2 separate regions of the Homo sapiens genome follow, and region 2 is linked to region 1. Evidence: chromatin loops called from intact Hi-C (ENCODE). Cell type or tissue: PC-3. All regions are shown on one strand.

What was found. A loop is a pair of places that touch in the nucleus more often than their neighbours do. Peaks named below come from ENCODE experiments on the same cell type or tissue, not always from the same donor. Only the 100,000 strongest peaks of a DNase experiment are listed, where the experiment ranks them.
Region 2: a loop joins it to region 1, with 5 times the contacts of the local background. A loop is called at or near these places in 3 of 110 quality-filtered maps.

The regions. Positions count from the first base shown.
Region 1 is chr1:217,427,080-217,435,079 of GRCh38, reverse strand. It overlaps GPATCH2 (G-patch domain containing 2), which reads left to right. Exons shown (of 10, transcript NM_018040.5): 10 at 3,715-8,000. The coding sequence ends at 3,935. Among named protein-coding and RNA genes, the nearest start is that of GPATCH2, 200 kb to the left of the region's middle. In PC-3, a CTCF peak has its summit at 3,499; a DNase peak (open chromatin) is centred at 3,479.
Region 2 is chr1:217,559,884-217,567,883 of GRCh38, reverse strand. All of the region lies in intron 5 of GPATCH2 (G-patch domain containing 2), which reads left to right. Among named protein-coding and RNA genes, the nearest start is that of GPATCH2, 67 kb to the left of the region's middle. In PC-3, a CTCF peak has its summit at 4,518; DNase peaks (open chromatin) are centred at 5,173 and 5,473; H3K4me3 peaks cover 1,362 bases; H3K27ac peaks cover 1,681 bases.

The DNA.
Region 1 (8,000 bases):
AGAAGCCAACAGTAGATTTCACTCTAGAATCATTTTCCATGAATAATGAAGTATCTGTTACTTTTTTTTGTTTTTTGGGTTGTGTTTCTATGAGGAAAGATTTAGCATTTGAAGAATAAAATGTTCATTTTTCTTCTGAGTACAAGATAATGCTTTGTTTTATGTTATATTGTTTTATTTTTATGAAGAAGAGAAATGAAACCATCATTTAAAAAAATGAGAATGAGTTCTTTTCCATCTATATAAAAACAAAAGCATGAGAGTATGGTGGTCACCCCTGGGCTACCCTGCTTGAAATACCAACATTTTTCAATTATAATAGTGAATCAATTATCATTTGCTGTTCACTTTAGGACTGAAAATTCACCATAATTTAGCAGTTTTTTAGAAATATTTTAAATTGGCCTTACTGTTTTCTTAAATATTAAACAAATTTTAATTCTGAACTTTTGCAAGCTATCCTATCAAAAATGTGAGTAAACAGATGTATAGCCCAGAGCAGCAATAGACCTCTGGTCTGACTTTAGCTTAGGGTAGAAGTAAATTAATTCATGGCAATCACTGAAAAATCAGGGATATGAGACAACACGCTAAGGCACTGTTTAACCTGGCATACCTGATTAGCAGCTATCCAGAAAAAACTACATACCTTGGAGGTCTGTCCTGGTTACCACCATAATCATGGCTTCAAAATAAAAAATTAACTGCTTTTTTGTTATATTAAACATTTTTGACAAAAGATTTTTATGTTGTGCGTGCTTGCGTGTGTATGACTAAGAGGTCCATTTTTCACTGTCACACACAACACACATTCACACATATATTTATAATCTCTGTATATGCATTTTGCCCTTCTCAAGTGGTCAATAATTTTAGTCAAGAATTTTTCTTTGACATTGTTGGGTGTTGCCACTCAAGAGGCAAGTAGTTGAAGGTTCTTTCTGTTACATGGTAAGGTACTTGTTTCCATGAGCTATGAATCCATTTGAGAAATCCAAAGCCAATTAATCATTGGCTAGTTCTTACTCCCTTTAAGGAATTTAGCAAATGGCAATGATGTAGTCTTCTTCTTGGTCTTGAAATGCACTGAAGATTGAGAATACCAAAATGTTTAATAAACGGCTTTGAAAATCAATTGATGACTACTCCATAGTAAATAACAGGGGTGTAGGTATTAAAACTCATGTCTAGCACTTTGTGGCTTTCCTTGTTCTACAAGTGAGAATCACAGAGCGTGACTCACTTGCTGTTCCCCACAATGTGAGACACAAGTTACCAGAGAATATACACCGTTGGTTCAATGCTGACATTCCTTTTACTATTATTTTATTTTTTACTGTGAAATACATAGTTCAAAGAATACACTTAAAAATGTATATGTACAGTTTGGGTGTGGTGGCTCACGCCTGTAATCCCAGAACTTTGGGAGGCTAAGGCAGGTGGATCACCTGAGGTGAGGAGTTCAAGACCAGCCTGGCCAACATGGTGAAATCCTTTCTCTACTAAAAAGTACAAAAATTAGTTGGGTGAAGGCACACACCTGTAATCCCAGGTACTCGGGAGGCTGAGGCATAAGAATCACTTGAACCTGGGAGGTGGAGGTTGCAGTAAGCCAAGATTTCACCACTGCACTCTGGCCTGGGCAACAGAGTGAGACTCTGCCAAAATAAATAAATAAATAAATAAATAAATAAATATATATATATATATATATATATGAACAGCTTAAAGAACAATAATAAATTGGCCATTTGGGTAACCACAACTCAGGATAAGAAAGAGAACACTACTATACTCTGGAGTTTCATCGTTAATATTTTTGTTATTCTTATTGATGTTTGAGATCCAAGGATCCTTCTCTGCTGGTACCACCATTCTGAACATAGTCTCAGAGAAAGAGTAGGACAGAGAGTTCCAACTTTTTTTTGTAGTTGGGGAGAAGGTGCCGTAATAATCCTGAGTCAGGGAAGAAGAAAACTGATGATGGGAAAGGGATAGGGGCAGGGTGAGGTGTAGATTGGTGCTAAAGAGACTCATGAAACTTTGAGAGAAGTAAGTGGTTATGTCAACAGCTGACCATTTCAACCTCTGTCTAGGAAGACATGGTCCACATTTCAGAGCAGAAATATGCTAGAGCCAGGACTCAGCTGCTATACCACAGGCATTCTACTGATATTTGGAAAGTGTAGTATAGGAGGCCTATGGAGGGAATGGTGTCAAACTCTGTGTCCCTGTAAATTTGAGCCCTGGTGTAAGAGATTGGACTGGGCCGAATATGTTCTCACTAAGACAAAGGTTCTTTTAAGATAGACTTTCATCTCTCTTTTTTTTTCTCAAAGACTGCAATATTAGTTTGTCTGTTATTCACTTTCTTCTAAAAGGGGAGTAACCATAAGAAATGCTCTGATAATTAAGACTTCTGATTGCTTGTATTGGTTAGCTCCAGATTTACTATATTCCCTTTTCATACACCATAATCTAATACCTGCTGCTAGAGAAGGAACAGAAATGAACCAGTCAAGGAAAGAGCCAACCTATACCACACCTGGGACAGATCAACCAAGGCCAAGGACAAGCCCAAGCTTGCAATTGAAGGAAAGAGCTCAAGTTCTTGTATTTTTTGACTGTTATGGTGTTTGTTAATTTCTCCATCCTTGGATTTCAGATATCTAGTACTTCTGAGTTTTTCCCTAGAACAAAATATACAGTATCTATGCTCAACTTTTTCTATAAGAGCCTACAAAAAAAATTCAAAGTCTATTTTTGAAAATGTCATCAAAGAGAAAATGCTTAAAATAGATGCATTTCTCAATTACCTGCTAAGAAAATATGGTAAACAACATCTATATCTAAATTTCATGTTAAGCACTAACCAATCTCCTTTTTCAAATAAGGAATCAAGGGAGGGAAGGAGGGAAGGAGGGAGGGAAGGGAAGGAAGAAATATATCTATCTCTGGAGGCCTATGAAGGGAATTGTGGTCTATGTACCTGCAAATGTATATAATATATTTTTTAAGTTTTATAATATATATCTCTTTAATATTATTTTCCTCTATTTTCTTTCTACTAACTTATATAATCATTTAAACATGGCCATGGAAGGAAAAGGAGGAAAGGAACTAAAGGAGGCATATGTTACAGACTGAATAATAAATAACAAGGAGAGAGATTATAAGAATGTAAATTCCTAGGAATTCAAGATGCCACCAGTTGTGCTTTTTGTTTGGTTTGGTTTTAGTTTTGGTTCTGTTGAATGTCAAGGTCATGGGCAAATGTGAGATATTACAATATAGGTTGGTGATTTTCTGAATAATCCATAAGGCTAACATGGTAATGAAAATAAATCCATTAGTAGAGTACTTTATGGTTTACTGAGAAGTTTCTTTACATACATGATCTCATCTGTCCTACAAAGTTCTGTGAGATAGGCAATGTAGGTTGTATTATGGCTGTTTCACAGATGAGGAAACAAAAGCCCAGAGAGGCTGAATAGCTCACCCTGCTGTGAAGTGCTAGAATTGAAATTCTAAACAAGATCTTTCTTCCATTGTTCTCTCAACTACAAAAAGTATCCAAAGATGAATACGCAACCCCCTCTAGTACCTGGTTGAAAAACAAAACAAAACAAAACTTAGGAGAACATCGTTTTCATAGCCTAATATCTTCACCTGTGTTCATACTGATTAATGTGTGCTGTTGTTTTATCATTTCAGGATTTGTAGGTGAAAATGCCCAGCCAATCCTAGAAAATAATATTGGAAACCGAATGCTTCAGAATATGGGCTGGACGCCTGGGTCAGGCCTTGGACGAGATGGCAAGGGGATCTCTGAGCCAATTCAAGCCATGCAGAGGCCAAAGGGATTAGGACTTGGATTTCCTCTACCAAAAAGTACTTCCGCAACTACTACCCCCAATGCAGGAAAATCCGCCTAAGAAAAGCAAAGAAGAAATGTTTTACAGACTTTATTCACTATGTCCCATTGTTCTAAAATGATAACATGACTTCTGTTTTTGAAGCAAAAATCTACATTGCCTCAAACACATCACTCTAGCTTCCTTACTGCATACAGTCCTGCCATAGTGAGAGAAATGGGATTTCATCACAATTCATGGTGCTAAAATGAAAACCTCTGCACTTTAATTTTTTTCAGTAATTTCCAGCTATTTCTAGGTATAAAGAGCAGCTCGTTTCTCTTATTTATTTTAGTCTCATGTGTCAATACTTTCCGATGCTTTGCTTAATTCATGTATGTGTGCAGTGCTGCAATGCCCAGACAAACGTGAGCACACCCACCAGTTTCTAAAATGGAATAGACAGGAAAAGATTGTGTTTTATATCATCCCTATCTATTGTAACCCAAAAGACCTACCATCGCATCAGTGAAGTCCGAACACATCTTTGTTTGAAAGGCTTGTCAATTTCATATTCCTTGAATTGGCTTCTTGGTGAGGATTTTCTGACAGAGTGATACCCATCAATTTTCTATCCTTAGACAATGTAGTGTGAAGTTCACAGTTGACAAACAACAATTAATGTTTCCCTTGGATGTTTTGACAAAAATAAACCTCATCGTTGTTATCACCAGAGTGCCCTCTACCTTACTTTAATGCAGATTTTATAAATTTTACCTCATTTAGAACATAAAATAATTATTGAAAGAAAAATGTATTTTTTAAATTCACCGTGATTGAACTGTAAATTCTATTAATCCAGATGTACTTCTACCTCTGTTTTCCCAAAGATTGATATTATTTTTAAGATCAACTCAAGTGTAGTAAACGGATTTAAAATTTTAATCATTGGAGTAATTTATTACAATATTGAATCAATTTACATGAAAAGTTAAATGGCTCTCCCAGAACTCAGATTTCTGGCAATGACCCAACCCATTTAGAAGGTGAACAAAAGAAGTAAATGGTACTGATTTGCCCTTTCTAGGACCCAAGATGTTACTTTAAAACCTAGCAAAAGAGGTCGTTTGTATTACGTGCCTAGTATTGAGCTGTTTCTGAGTCATTTGCTTCATAGTATCAGAAATTCTAAATTGCTTTTAGTTTAGAAGATCTTTATTTATTATCTTCATTATTAACAACTTATTATGATGATGATTATTATCATTCTATTTATAATGGCCTTTGCTGGTTGAGTAAAGACTGAGATAACACATGTGAATCACCTTTCTAATGGGTTTTTAAAATCTTGTCACTTTCCAAAAGAGTTTTTTTGTTTCTTTTTTTTTTTTTTTTTTTTTGACAGAGTCTGCCTCTGTCGCCCAGGCTGGAGTGCAGTGGCGCACTCTCGGCTCACTGCAGCCTCCCCCTCCTGGGTTCAAGTGATTGTTCTGCCTCAGCCTCCCAAATAGCAGGGATTACAGGCACCCACGACCATACCCGGATAATTTTTGTATTTTTAGTATAGACGGAGTTTCACCATGTTGGCCAGGCTGGTCTCGAACTCCTGACCTCAAGTGATCCGCCCACCTTGGCCTCCCAAAGAGCTGGGATTACAGGCATGAACCACAGCGCCCAGCCCCCAGAAGAGTTTTTAAAAGGTGTTAAAGGAGGTTTATGCACGTAACAGACCTTTCTCAGGTGGTCCCCTAAAAAAAATCCTGCCAACTAGGGAGGGGAAGTCCAACCTGCTATTTGAAAGCCTTCACGGTTTGCCAAATGTACATTTCTTGAGAATTATCTTCTTTCCCAGGGATATTGTACCTAGAGGACAGGTTGGTTAGGGAACTATGGACGACCAGAAGAGATGTTCTTTTGAAGCATTCTTACTGGATAAAGTAACCCCATGGTATCATTACTTTCTACAAGTTTTTTACTTACAAATTTGCCATTTTTTTAACTGATATTTTCTAAATGCTCATTCTGTCTATGTAGCCGGGGGGAGATTATATACAAGTTTTAAAACTTCTTTGTGATAGTGTATTGTGCTCTGGGGTCTATTCAAAATTTGGTGTTTGAGGTTTTGTTAATTTGATTGCCTGGAGATCTGCTAAAATCCTAGAATCTCAAAAAGCCAAGTTTGAAGCCACTGAGAGCAAACAATGAGGTCATTGTTAGCCTGGTTCCACACTCCTGAGGACTTGGCTGTTCTTTTTCACCTTATTATGTTCTAATGGAAGTAAAAACCCTCATAGTGAAGAAGAGCAGTATATACACCAGACTAGTGTATAGGAACTTCTTCATTAAATATTGCAGTCCTTATGAGTGCTCTTTATTGTTGCTGTTCTGGACAGGTACAAATCTTCTGAAGCAACTTCTGTGGGATGTTAACTTAGCTTCTCTAACACCTAAAAAAATTCTTCTTTGTATTTTCAGCTAATAGAAGACAGTTCTTCTTCATCTTGACACCTAGAGCCCTCTATGTGATTCACAGAGGACTTAAAATACTTCTTACTCTGTTGAAGTGTTTAATTGTACAGAATATATGTACTCTACAGTATATGTGAATCAGCACTCAAAGCAGAGAAGTGATAACATCCCAAGCTTCCCCCATACTTCTACTGACATGCCCTCAGTCTTTAAGAAAACTCAGTACAGACCTGATGTTCTGGTTGTACCTGAACTTAATTGGAGAAACAAACGCAATTAAAATACGAATTTTTTAGTGCAAATCAAATGTCTTTCACCATCTGAAGCCCACTAATTTGTCTTTTATATATAGTTAATTTTTTGCCAGTTACAACGTCCATAGAACCCCAAGATTTAGAATGTATCATTTATATTTCCTCTAAAAGGTAGTAAGATATTTCTTCTGCTGTTTTGTGAAGCCACTCTTCTACAGTATCTGTAGCCTTATAGCAAATTAATTGGTTGTACTAAAAATTTTAGAGACTGCATAGGTCTCCCTTTTCTATCCTAATTACCTGCAATAGCCTAGAGACGCTGAGCATGATTACATTAGCAACTTGACTGTTTAAAAAATTTGTTATACTTGATAATGACCAGACTGTGTGCTGGAGTCATTTGTTTCCTTCTTTTCTGCTCCCCGAATACACTATTTAATTTGGTTACTTTTATTTTTAAACTATATGGCACCCTTTTAAATAAACATTCATTGCTAATTAAAATCTGCCAATAAATTGGTCTCAGCATTTAAATACCATATATTTTATAACTCATACTGTGGCTATCAAACAGAAGTTAACACAGTAGGGGTAAAGATATACATAATGTGTACCTATAGGTGTATTTATAATGCCTGTGTGCAGTATACAGACATAATTACAAAATACTGCATTTTATTAATGTTTATTTTAATATTGAGAATTGGCATTCTTGTAAATTGAACTGACAATTGCTTCTATTCAGTACACTTTATTTTGAGCAGATATTTCCGAAAAGAGAAAAAATCACTGTTGACATGCTTTTTAAAACTGTTTTCACCTGTATTTTGTCTTTCAAAAAGAAAAGTGATCTAAGTTGGCATTGTAAAGAAATTGTTAGCAAAGAATATTTTTTTTTATTTTTTCTTTTGGTAGAAAGTCATGTTAATAGTACAACAAAGAATCAAAGAATAAAACATAATGTTTAAGAACATTATTTATAAGTAGTCATTGTCTTTGTGCTTTAAATGTTTCCCTTTTACCTTAGAGTTATTTTTTAAAAGTTGAAAGTACTTTAAAAATTGGTTTAAATGAGTACCCATTGACAATTATCATTTAATAGTGCAGTTAAGTTCAGCGAAAAATTTCAATATCTCAAAAAAATTAGAGAAAAATATTGGTAAATGTATTTGATTCACAAATGTATTCATAGCCGATTGTGAGCTGCTCTACCACATTTTCCTGTTTTTATTGTTTCTGTGAAGCTTGATTAGACTAACTTGCTTAAGGTCTCTTTCCCCTCAAGGATTCTGTGATTCTAATGTAACAAGGTACACACGCTCTCTCTGACCACTTAAAGTATCAGAGTTCAAATCTGTTACAATCACTCCATTTCCTTTTGGAAAGTTGTGCCTCTCATAAAGCTGCTTGGACATTTTAAGTG
Region 2 (8,000 bases), 130 kb before region 1:
TGGCCTCCCAAATTGCTGGGATTACAGGCGTGAGCCACCACGCCTGGCCATAAATAATGTTTTGATGAACATTTTGGTGAATGAGATTTTCCTTTCTGAGACACGCACAAGGCATGCACAGGTATAAAATTATTTCCTTAGCATGAGTTACTTCAATAGAATTACTTTGTTGAAAACTGTAAATATTCTTAAATATTTAAAGCCAGAAGGCTTATACCAGTTTATGAACGGTGTCTAGATAACTCTTACAGAAACATCAGACAGTCCTCACCATTACATATGGGCATTTCTCCTGCATTATGTCTGTGTGTTCATAAAGCAAATCAGATATAAGGGAACAAAATTTGCACTGAGAACCAGCTAAGGTAGTGTGCTTGCACGTACTTTACAGTTGCATTGTTTTAGTGGCTTTGTGCTTTATCATAGATGATTTTCAAAATGTATAAGACATTACATTAATGGTAATGCTAATCATGAATTAGAAAAGAAGGGCCAATACTCTTAAGCAAATGGTAGATGTAAGTAAGAGCTATATTTAGGCTGGGTGCGGTGGCTCATGCCTGTAATCCCAGCACTTTGGGAGGCCCAGGCGGGCGGATCACCTGAGGTCGGGAGTTCAAGACCAGTCTGACCAACGTGGAGAAACCCCGTCTCTAGTAAAAATACAAAATTAGCTGGGTGAGGTGGCGCATGCCTGTAATCCCAGCTACTCAGGAGGCTGAGGCACGAGAATCACTTGAACCTAGGAGGTGGAGGTTGCAGTGAGCCAAGATCGCGCCATTGCACTCCAGCCTGGGCAACAAGAGCAAAACTCCGTCTCAAAAAAAAAAAAAAAAAGCCAGAAGTTATATTTGCTGAGTGATGTTTTAGTTGTACACTCATAGCCATAAAAAAACCTTTTACTATTAACTGTTTGCCTGAAAATAACTGTTATTATGAGTCTAAAAGCCTAATTTTCCAACCACAAGTTTCTCATTGAAACAATAGTTTTAATATCATTTTTAAAATTGTGAAGTTTGTTAAGAGTAAAACTGCCACAGTAGCAAAACAGTCTATATTCTATTTTAACTGTCTACTTTTGTATTAAATTCAAAAATGTAATCTCAATATTTCAACTGCATATTTTAACATACTTTTAAGGTAATTTGTACTCATCCTTTAAGTGTTAATTTAAATGTCACTTTTGGATGCATGCTTTCTTGATCTTTCCCAAAGTGATCAAACTGGTTAGAAGAATAATGAAGGAAAGTAAACAAAGGAATGGATATTTTCCATATGTTTCATTAATAATTGGATTGATGAGTTAATTTTTCATATACTGGATGTGATATTCATTCATATCTTTTGCCCATGTATTGATTTGTATGAACTGTATATAAAAAATTAATAATGCTGTGCCTGTCATATTTGTGTGTAATGAATTAATTCAGTATACAAAAAGGAGATCTGTAATAGTGATACATATGCAGTTTTAGACCTAATGATAGAAGAACATCTAAAGATTAAGGAGTTTACCCTTCCCACAGCATAGGATGAATATTCAATTGGTAAGGACAAGTGAGCACAAAAGGAAGTTTTAACTTTTCAATATCTTTATTTTATATCTTTTTTCTGTATTTGAATTGCTTCAGCTGAGGCTGGATAACTGCTAGTCAAGTATCTAAAATTTCTATATTTATAAGAAAGTTGCACTTACAGAATGCTGTGGTAAAAATTGCAAACTATTTGCTTTTTCATCTTATTTTATTGGGGATCTTTTTTTTTTTTTTTTTTTTTTTTTTTGAGACGGAGTTTTGCTCTTGTTGCCCAGGCTGGAGTGCAATGGCATGATCTCGGCTCACCACAACCTCTGCCTCCCAAGTTCAAGCGATTCTCCTGCCTCAGCCTCCCTAGTAGCTGGGATTACAGGCATGTGCCACCACACCTGGCTAATTTTGTATTTTTAGTAGAGATGAGGTTTCTCCATTTTGGTCAGGCTGGTCTCGAACTCCCAACCTCAGGTGACCCACCCGCCTGGGCCTCCCAAACTGCTGGGATTACAGGCATGAGCCACTGCGCCTGGCCTAGAGATCTCTCTTACTGTAGATATTAGGTTGGATCGCACAGAAAAGCATAGAACTTTTTTTTATATACGTTTTATTTATACGTTAAGTTTCAAGCCTTAAATATATTCCTTAGAACACTTGGTTACCTGAAAGTGTGGAGATGTTGATGAATTGTCTTAATAGTTACAAAAAAGAAAAAGAAACCTCACACATCATGGATACTCATTTGCCAGTTTACAGTGTTAAAGTAACCATGTAGCAATGAATCTGTGTGTGAAATGCATGCATATGTATGTTTTCCTAATTCTTTTAAGAGTATAAAATAATACAGTTGTCCATGCCTGTTTTTGCTCATCACTATTATGATAAGTGAAATAAAACTCCTGGAAAGTATTGTTTTTCTTTTCAGGAATTTCCTTAAATTTCGTAAAGAATAATAACTGTTTATTTTAAAAAATTGAATTTCTCTACTTAGGAATTTTTCTGTATTCAGTTACAAATACAAATACAAAGTATTAAGTTTTCTTTTTTTCTCTTAATGTACATTGACTATAAATAAATGCACTTGCCCTTATACATTTGCATGTTTGAAAATCAGTATTTTATATATAGATTTAAGCGTTGGACTAAAGGAATTCCAGGGACTTGAGGTTCTTAGAACATTTAGGGCCTTTTGTATTGCCAGTAGTGAATAATTCAGTGACTAAAATCTCAAATAATAAATCATTAGTCAAATTAGCATTACCTTTTAGAGTTGAATGTAAAATTTGTTGATCAGCCTATTCATGACAACACAGGAGCCCACCAGTTCCTGTTTTTTGTGCTCAGCACTGTTTAAACATTCTGCTTCTTCTTTTTCAACTCTCCTCAATGATGTCTAGTTTGAGAGGCAGAACAAAAGTATTTAATGTAATATTTGTAAAGGAAATAAATGAGATCGCAGTCATTTTTTTTAGACTATGATATCTAAAAACTTAACACTTAGAGCCAGCAGCACGTTTTTGTCTTTCCTAAAGTATGCATTATGGAAATGTATTAATAACTTAATATATGGTTGTACCCAAGTTAGGATTTCACTGATATTTGTTTCTTTCTTGATTTTTCTTAATGAAAGAAGCAGACACTTCTGAAATAGATTGTAGCCATGGGGAATTTCGTGTCCTTGGTTGTTCAACACACATACACCTGCTGTATTATTTGGCCATAAACCAGAAAAAAAGTTGTAGCTGAAATGGAAAAAAATGGGACATTCTGTTGCATTTTGAGTATGTTTTCAAAGAGTTGCTGGAAGGTAAGCCTTGACTCGGTGATGTAATGTGTGGAGTCAAACGGAGTATTTGCCGTGCCGGAGAAAACTAATGGAAACATTCACTTGGGGTAAGACAAATGGTATTAAATGAGAAAACACACCATGAATTGCAAATGGAGCTGAGTTAATTTGTTGCTACAGTAGTGTTGCCCTACTGTTAAATGAAGGCTGTGTAATTATCTTGCTGGCAGAGATAATGTCAAAACCTCATTTCTCCTTACATGCCTCGTTTTTACATGAGGGCTAATTGAGCTGCAAGGTGACAACTGATTATATATGGCTATCATCTGGTCCTCTTGCTCAATTTGCAAATAACGTTACCCTTTTTTACAGTGATGATTTTTATCGGACTTCGAGTAAGATATTAAAGAAACTTTTTGAACTCTTTGAGTAATTCACAACATTCCTTTCTGTCTTCAAATTATTCTGGAATAAATTATCGTTTTTATACATACTTCTTTTTTTTTTTTTTTTTTTTTTTTTTCGAGACGGAGTTTTGCTGTTGTTGCGCAGGCTGGAGTGCAATGCCGCGATCTCAGCTCACCACTATCTCCGCCTCCCGGGTTCAAGTGATTGTCCTGCCCCAGCCTCCTGAGTAGTTGGGATTACAGGCATGCGCCACCACGCCTGGCTAATTTTGTATTTTGAGTAGAGACGGGGTTCCTCCATGTTGGTCAGGCTGGTCTCGAACTCCTTACCTCAGGTGATCCACCCGCCTTGGCTACCCAAAGTGCTGGGATTATAGGCGTGAGCCACTGCGCCCGGCCTACATATACTTCTTTAAAACTTTCTCTTCATTCTTCTGACGTGTCTATATAACTGTAGTTAGAGATAGCAATATTTGTTTTCTTTTTACTTTGTAGAGCATTATAGTTATGTTGGGTCAAAAATTATTTCTCTCCTGTTTTAATTTCTGGAAGTTTAAGCTTTTTTAGGTATTGAAAATAGGATGTCAGCATCAAATAATAGGAAAATGTACCTTATTTCTTTATCAATGTCAATCAAATTCTTACTTAGATTTCTTTCTTGTGGATATATAGGACTGAACTCATTAACCTCTAGGTTTTTTCTGTCTCACTATCATGGTAGGTCTCAGTAGAAAAAAAGATGTTTGTTTACCATAGAACCAGTTTTATTAATTTTGGCTCAGTCCATGAGGAGGCAGCATTTTATATAGTATGATTTTTTATTTATTTGAAGTTTGAAGGGTTGAGCAGTATAACTATTTTTTGTAGTTTTTAAGGTTCCTGAATATATACTAGATGCAATTCATTACTTCAAGGAAAAGACCTAATAGTGGCTGTATAACTACAAGATAAATTGTTGCTCCATTGGAGAATCTTCTGGCTTAATGCAAAATTCTGCAAAGGAATTCAAGCTAGGGATGTTAAGCTAGGCTAGTAGGAACGGATATTACCTTTACTTGTGGGATAGTCTAAATTTGAGAATAAATATCAGACAACTGGGTACTTTGGAGTCCAAGTGTAGTTTGGAGTGAATAGAAACCCCATAGCAACTTAGCAAACTTGTCCAAAGTCATTAACAATAGCAATAACAACAGAAGTTTATTCATAGAACAAAAATAGTGTGTTGCCCAATATTTCATAGTACTGTTAAAGTTTTCAAAGTTTACTACTAGAAAAGAGTAGGAAGAATAGCTGATCTGTACTGTTTTTTTGGGTGCCAAGTGTCTTAGTTAACCTTTACAACAACTGCATGAATTAGAGAGTATTATCCCGTTTTAACAGATGAAGAAACCAAAGTGCAGAGATGTTAAGTGAGTTATTCAGGATCACATTGCTAGTAAGTGACTCATGATACTAAGCAAACCCTGTGGTTTGAACATATGTGTCTATCTCCAGTTTATTAATGATAATATGGAAGCTCAGTGAGCCGAAAACTTGTTTCAGATTAGACCACTGGTAAATGTACAGTGTGGTTCACATCTGGATCTTTTCACTCTAGGTTCATTGTTGTTGCCCTCGTCTTTGTTAATTTCTCTTTCTATCCTTAAAACCAAGCCCCATATTTTCTTGATCAGTGTTTCTCTGTCCTAGTAGTTTTCCAACTGTGTTCCATGAAGCCCTTGATTCCCATAAGTTGCCTCAGGCCTAGTGAAGGTGCCAAGGCATGGGTAAGAGGATAGGAATCCAGCCTGCCATCATAGTAATTCACTTAGCCTTAAGGTTCCAAGCAAGATTTTTATTAGGAAAATTTTCCTGCCGAAAAAGTTACAAAATAATATGCTCTACTCCATGTAACATTATTCCTAGACCTCTGTTTACACCTGTTTATGAAGTTAATAAACCCAATGCTGTGTTTTAAAAAAGGGAGGGGGGCATTCCGTGTTAATTTCAGTAGTATTTCTAAGCCACTTGTCTCCTCCCCAAGCACTGGAGTACTTTTCAGATCATTTGGAATTGCTAAGGTTGATCTTGACTGCTGGGGCACTAGTGTGGTGATAGTTTTCTTGCACTGCGGGGCTTTGGTGGTAGAAAGGAGAAAAGTTGTATGCTCAGGTATGTTCAGAACTTGGCATGCCTGATTGAAGAGAGATATTCTTCCTTGAAATTCCAGTATACCTGCTTGAGAAAACACAAACTAGAACCAGTCCCCAGAGAGAATAATTTTTCTATCCTTAAGGGCTTGCCATTGCCTGTTAGAGATCCTTTGGGTCCGTTCAGAAGCAAGGCAGGTACCTAATCATACCCTGCAGAGGAGAGTGTCTGTGAGCTGTGTACCCCATGTTTCTCCTCTACTTCTTGCACTTGTCAAGGGATGAAAACAGTGGTGATGATCTGGTTTCTGAAAGTCTGTAGGTCACTCAGACTTTCAGTGAGCCAGGCTCTAGATAACCACATTTATCTCAGAGGAAAGTGGGGAAAAGACCATTGGCAGAAGAGGAAATACCGATGTGTGAAGACACCGTTTTGAAAATGAACTTGGCACAAATCAAAGTTTGAAAAGAATAAACAGGATTATTTTGTGCAGTTAAAAAGAGAAGGAGTTTCTACTGAATATGGTGGGCTTGCCTAAAATGCATTAAATACACACACACACCTCGATGACAAACGTCATCATACATCTTCTCGCTGCTTGAAGTGTCACCTATTTTTCAGTTTTTTATTCTCCAAGTGTGATTTTATCTCAGTAACTGCTGTGCGTATGTTTTTAGATAAACCTTTTCTTCAGTTTTAGTGACACCAGAGCTCCTCCTGTCAGCAAAGCAATGGTGTTTATGATTATTTTATTAAGTTTTGTAGCAGATGCAGTTATTGACCCTCATGTTGAGTTGTAATTTTAAATGTCTGGTTTGATTCTGCATTCAAGGAAAAACCAAGTGTATTGCAGAAGTGACTTTGAAAACTGCAGCATTTCAGGAAGGTGTAAATAATGCACAAATAGTATAGAGGTCTTTTCTTTCTTTGTTTTTGTCTGTTTGTTTGTCTGTTTGTTTTCCAGAAGTGAATGGAATTACTCACATTATCAAAACTGTTTATTTTTAAACTTTGAGTATTCCCTTACCTTTTCAAATGAAATTAGGACTAACTGAGCATCCTTCTTCCCTACCCCATTAAATAACACTTACCACTGTCTATGCCAACTTTTAAAGTTAAAATCTTAAAATAGTGCCATCTTACACAGAGAAAGTGAAAAATGAAAACTTTAACTGATTAGTACCTGAAGAAAATATAACCGCCATGGGAGACAGACAGTCATTCTTTGTTGTTAAAACAGGGTTGGGAATGCTACTAACTTCCAGTTGGAAGAGTCCTGGGATGCTGCTAAGCATCCTGTGTACACACCAGTCTCCCACAGCAAAGAATTAACCTGGCCCCAGATGTCAATCATGCAGGGGTTGAGAAATTCTGCTGTAAATGAAGCACCTACAGAATTGGAGGTTCATAATTGTTGGGCCATTATATTCCGAATGTTTGAAGTTTGCATATTCACTTAATGTTTTATTTGATAACCTTAAGGCAAAATGTGTTCAAGAAAGTATATATAGGTGAGAATTGGCTGCTGCATTTTATTATATTTGGAAAGTGTTTGTGCAGAAATGGAAAAACTGGGTTTTTTCATTCATTCAACATGTATTGAGCCCCACTATTTGCAAGACACTGATGAGCAAAGAGGAAAACAAATACCCCTGAGGAGTTAAATGATGAAGAAAGTCAAACAGTGACTTCCAAAACCATTTGCTCAGAGCTGTGATAACATACAAGGAATAGGATACTGTGGGTATAGCGAGGAAGGACAAGTAGCATGCACTCACAAGGTGGATGTAGGCAAGGCTCTTGGAGTACAAGCTTCTTAAGCTGAGCCTTGCAAAACAAACACGAGTAACCAGGAAAATGAGGTGGAGAGGAAGAATAAAAGGCATTCTGGCCGGGCATGGTGGCTCACACCTGTAATCCCAACACTTTGGGAGGCCAAGGCAGTGGCTGAGGTCAGGAGATCGAGACCATCCTGGCCAACATGGTGAAACCCCATCTCCACTAAAAATACAAAAATTAGCCAGGCATGGTGGCGTGTGCCTGTACTCCCAGCTACTTGGGAGGCTGAGGCAGGAGAATCGCTTGAACCAAGCCTAGAATAGCCTGATGTGGGAGAGTGAGGGGTATAGACCTCTCTCTCTCTCTCTC